Regions from separate parts of the Homo sapiens genome. Here region 1 is linked to region 2. The links are chromatin loops, found by intact Hi-C in ENCODE. Cell type or tissue: heart left ventricle. All regions are shown on one strand.

Region 1 (2,500 bases), 250 kb after region 2:
CAGGGGAGCTGTTCTCTTCCTTCTTGCCTACTAAACTTTCCACTCCTTAATCCACTCTACGTGTGTCTATGTTGCTAATTTTCTCGGCATGTGACAAAGGACCCTGGATGTTTCCCCAGACAATGGAGCCATATCACGATGCTCAGCTAGTTTTTGTATTTTTAGTAGAGACGGGGTTTCGCCATGTTGGCCAGGCTGGTCTCTAACTCCTGACCTCAAGTGATCCACCTGCCTCAGCCTCCCAAAGTGCTGGAGACAAAGGACCCTGGCACAAGACAAAGGACCCTGGGTGTTTCCCTAGACAACGTAGCCATGTCATTTTTGGGGGCTCATCCGGAATCCCAAGGTACAACATTCAATGGAGCAGTGAGTAGAGGAGCGGACTCAAAATCTGTCCTTTCATTCCAAGGCTCTTGGTCTCCATTTTAAAATCTAATCAAATCAATAACAAGCATCCATCAGCCAGTTAAAGACACGGTTAGTGTGGCTGCCATTCTTAGAGACTTGGATGTCAGGCTTACTGGGGAGAACATGGAGACCCCCCCAATACCCATGGGTCACTGGGCACGTTGGCCATGCTTCAAATCAGCTTCCTTTCAACAAGGAAACCTAACCATCCCGTGAGGCCAGGAAAAGTTCTTAAGCAATTGAGAATTTCTGGCCAGTGCACACCCTTGTGTTATTCAAATGCTTCTGGACTGGACTCAGCCTCCAATAGCCTGCCCAGGTGTTGGTAAAGGGTCCCCAGCTAGCCTGTTGCAAAATTTCCCTTCTTTTTCTATCTGCGATCACTATGTCTCTTATTTTCTCTGTGTGTCAAATGTGAGGGAATTTTTGCAGCCCAGGGAAGTAATCCTGTTGGGGAAGATCAGGAAATGCTGTAGTAACCATGGATGTAGTTCAGGATCTTGTGATCTTTTAGGAACAGAGGGCCTCCCCTTTCCCACACAGTGAGGTCACTCGCTACTAGTCCTCGTGCGAGCACGTGGTATATTTAAGCCAACAGCGCCACCTCGTGGAAATAGAAATCCCCTCTGTAAGACACGTTGGTCCACTGTAGCTTCCCAATTTTTCCATTTTGCAGCTTTCTTTATGCTGCTTCTGTGAATAGGAAAATTCTGCCCCAACAATTAGGAGTAAAATGTCCTCTGCAGCCAAATTTTAGTCCTGATACTGTCCCATCGGCAGGAAAATCGCCATTAGGTCCTTAAGTCCCTTTAAGGCACCTATTCTGTCTCCAATTAAAACAGTACTTAATTAGTAAGGGGATTTTAAGTCTGGAAGTTAACCTGAACCATTTTCTAAGGGTAAATGCCCTAGTGCGGGCCATAATAGTAGCCAATCCAGCACATTCCCTCCGTTAAAGAAGCCTTGCCTTTTACATAGTTTTTCCCAAGATCCATTTTCCAGGGAGGCACACAGATCACACAAGTCTAGGAAATAAAAGGGGAACCACATGCAGAGAACTAGGATAGCATGGGTAGGCATGACTAATCCCATCTTCTAGTTTCTCTGGTTCCATGGCTTGGAGAGTCACACCTACAACCACGGGCGGCACATTTAACAAGGTGCCAGGACCCAGGAACCAAGGAGGGAAAACAGTCGGGGGGGACGCTCCCACTGTCTTCTTCTCCACCCTGGGTCACACACCAAAAGGAAGGAGACTAAATGGATGGCTTTTTCTCACTTCTCTTTCTAGATGGGAAACAGACCATCTACGACCTGCACTCCTCTCAAGTGCATTCTAAAACGCTGGGACTTCTTCAACCTTGAGACTTTGAAGAAAAAGCACCTCATGTTATATTGCACAAGGGCATGGCCTTCTTACCATCCTGGGGACAGACAAACCCGCTGGAGGGAGCCTTGCTTTTAATATTATCCAAAAATTCGATCTTTTCTGCAGACAGAAGGGCAAATGGTCTGAGGTCCCCTATGTACAGGCTTTCTCTGCCCTGTGAGACAACCCAGATCTTTACAAGTTTTGTACAATGGACTCAGTTCTTTTAGCAGCCATGGCAGGCAAGCCCATAGGTAATAATTCCCCAGAGCTAAAGCAGATTCCAGAGGAGCAATCTGAGACAGCTATTGAATGTCCCAACCCTTCTAGTCCCCCTCATCCAGAACCCCCTCCAATCATGCCATCAGCTCCTCCAGCTCCACCATCTTCAATATCACCCACTTTGCCCACTTCGCTCTTACCTCTGCAGGAAATGCCTGATGGAAATGGTGCTATGAAGCTTCATGTTCCCTTCTCATTACAGGATCTTAAGCAAATAAAGGGAGACAAGCCGATTTTCTGACGACCCCGATAGATATATAGAAACTTTCCAAAATTTAACTCAGGTGTTTGATCTCACGTGTTGCTCCTAAGTCAGACTCTCACCGCTGCTGAAAAGCAGGCAGTTCTTCAGGCAGCAGAAAAATATGGAGATGTGTGGGTGAAGGATTACCTAGGTGCTGAGACAAGAGACTGAAGGCACAAACTGTTTCAGTATAATAA
Region 2 (2,500 bases):
GCTAGGACCAGCATAATGTATTTTTTAAATGTCCTTCTCCTTCTTTCCTTTTTTTTTTTTTTGAGAAAGAGTCTCACTCTGTCACCCTGGCTAGAGTGCAGTGGCACGATCTCGGCTCTCACAGCCATAATCATAGCACACTGTAGCCTCAAACTCCTGAGCTTAAGCAATCCTCCCATCTGAGCCTCCAGAATAGCTAGGACCAGCATAATGTATTTTTTAAATGTCCTTCTCCTTCTTTCCTTTTTTTTTTTTTTGAGAAAGAGTCTCACTCTGTCACCCTGGCTAGAGTGCAGTGGCACGATCTCGGCTCTCACAGCCATAATCATAGCACACTGTAGCCTCAAACTCCTGAGCTTAAGCAATCCTCCCATCTGAGCCTCCAGAATAGCTAGGACCAGCATAATGTATTTTTTAAATGTCCTTCTCCTTCTTTCCTTTTTTTTTTTTTTGAGAAAGAGTCTCACTCCGTCACCCTGGCTAGAGTGCAGTGGCACCATCTCGGCTCACTACAACCTCCGCCTCCCAGGTTCAAGCGATTCTCCTGCCTCAGCCTCCTGAGTAGGTGGGATTACAGGCACCCACCACCACGCCTGGCTAATTTTTTGTATTTTTAGTAGAGACAGGGTTTCCCTATGTTGGCCAGGCTGGTCTCGAACACCTGACCTCGTGATCCACCTGCCTCGTCCTCCAAAAGTGCTGAAATTACAGGCGTGAGCCATGGCGCCTAGCCAATTTTTGTATTTTTAGTAGAGACAGGGTTTTGTCATGTTGGCCAGGCTGGTCTTGAACTCCTGACCTCAGGTGATCCACCCACCTCGACCTCCCAAAGTGCTGGAATTACAGGTGTGAACCACTGCACCTGGCCCTTCCCCTTCTTTTCTCAGTACTCATTTCCCTTTCCTCTTTCAGGGTCTTAACACCTCAAGCTTGTTCACAGTTTCCAGCTATTAAAACCCCCTCAGGGATTCTCCTTCCCCCAAAGGAACTTATTTATTATTGTCTCATTTAGCAGAGAGTTTCTAGCAACTAGCTATTACAGCAAAGTTCTGAATATTCTGTATTTCATGTTTAAGTCACAGAATACTTGGGGTGTCACTTCGCTAGCCAGAAACCTCTGTGGCCAGTGGCACCTTTGCCTGAGTTTTGCTCAGGCCCGCCGGGCTCGTTCCGTCCACTCAGCCTGGTAGGCTATGCTCAGCTTGTGTTACCAGCACAGATTCCATGCATGCCAAGGACAAGCCAGGCACGGAGCGGCAAGAGGTGCACAGGCGAGCCAGCACAGGGTCCGGCCACTGCGCACAGCCAGGCACGCCAGCTGCCAGGGGGTGAGCAGCTCGAGGCGCCAGCTCCCTGAGAGGCTGCAGCTGAACCAGGCGTACTACAAGCAGCTTCCACTGCAGGCACTGGGGAACATGGTGCTGCCCAGAAGCTTGGAGAGGCCAGGAACCACAGAGCTCCAAAGAGGGTGTCACAGCCCTGGCTCAAGGAGCTCCTAGGTCTGGGCTTCCCAAAGGGCTACAGCTCTTCTCTTTCTCTCTCCTCTCTTCTCTCTTTCTGTTGCCCACAGCGTGGCAAGCAGTGGGGGAGGGGAGGACGTGTTTCGGCTCTGTTTGTGTTTCAGCTCTTTCAGTCCCACCATTTGGCAGATCCCGAGTTCTTGTCCCACGTCCAGGAAGAATGAGGTATATGGACAACTGGAGGACGAGCAAGGTGAAGAGGTGCTTTATTGAGCAACACAACAGCCCTCAGGAGACCCCAAGCGGGTAGCTCCTTTCCGCAGCAGGTCGTCCCAGCATCTGTGCAGCCCTCAGCGGAGAGGAGACCCAGAGTGGATAGCTCCTATCTGCAGGCAGGTCATCCTGACGTCTCTGCAGCCCTCAGTGGAGAGGAGACCTGGAGTGGGAAGCTCCTATCCGCAGGCAGGTCATCCCATCAAGTATGGCTGAGTCCAGGGTTTCTACGGGCTTCAGCGGGCAGGAAGTGCATGCTGATTGGTCCATGGGCAGCCACAGGCAGCCCGGAAAAAGCATCGTAAGTTCTCATTCCAGTCCACAGAACTGGCAGCCTGGGCCCCAGGCTTCAGGCCATCCCTGGCTTGAAGGTGGGGCTTCACCAGGGACCCGCCCATTTCCGCCTAGGAGCCTGTCTGCCTCCTGCTGTCATCAACCTGCTGTCCACAGCGCCCAGGCTATTCACGAAGGGGCGCCTGCAGGCCTGAATGGAGCTGCTCTCAGCTCCGCCTTGGCGTCCCCTCCTGTGCTGCTGGACACCCAAAATCCAGAGGGGGCCAAGGCAGAAGGGGGCTGGCATGTCAGCACTGCCCCTAGCACACGCAAACCCAGCCAGGTCATGACAGTGCCCAGGCTTGGCCTCAACTTTGCTCCAAAATCAGAGCAGGCACCAGGAGCAAGGAGAGGCCAGGCAGTGGGAGCAGGCACTTCAAGCCTGCAGGGGCAGGGGAGGTTCCTGGGCCCCCAAAAGCACAGGGAAGCCCGGG

Evidence for each region. A loop is a pair of places that touch in the nucleus more often than their neighbours do. Peaks named below come from ENCODE experiments on the same cell type or tissue, not always from the same donor. Only the 100,000 strongest peaks of a DNase experiment are listed, where the experiment ranks them.
Region 1: it touches region 2 in a loop (4-fold over the local background); 30 of 110 quality-filtered maps call a loop at or near these places.

What each region holds. Positions count from the first base shown.
Region 1 is chr3:196,518,332-196,520,831 of GRCh38, forward strand. It overlaps a transcript of SMCO1 not described here. Among named protein-coding and RNA genes, the nearest start is that of SMCO1, 4.2 kb to the left of the region's middle. In heart left ventricle, a CTCF peak has its summit at 1,026 (motif pointing left); no DNase peak of the experiment used is centred here.
Region 2 is chr3:196,271,751-196,274,250 of GRCh38, forward strand. All of the region lies in intron 1 of PCYT1A (phosphate cytidylyltransferase 1A, choline), which reads right to left. Among named protein-coding and RNA genes, the nearest start is that of PCYT1A, 15 kb to the right of the region's middle. RefSeq lists an enhancer at 1,334-1,833. In heart left ventricle, no CTCF peak of the experiment used is centred here; DNase peaks (open chromatin) are centred at 1,291 and 1,841.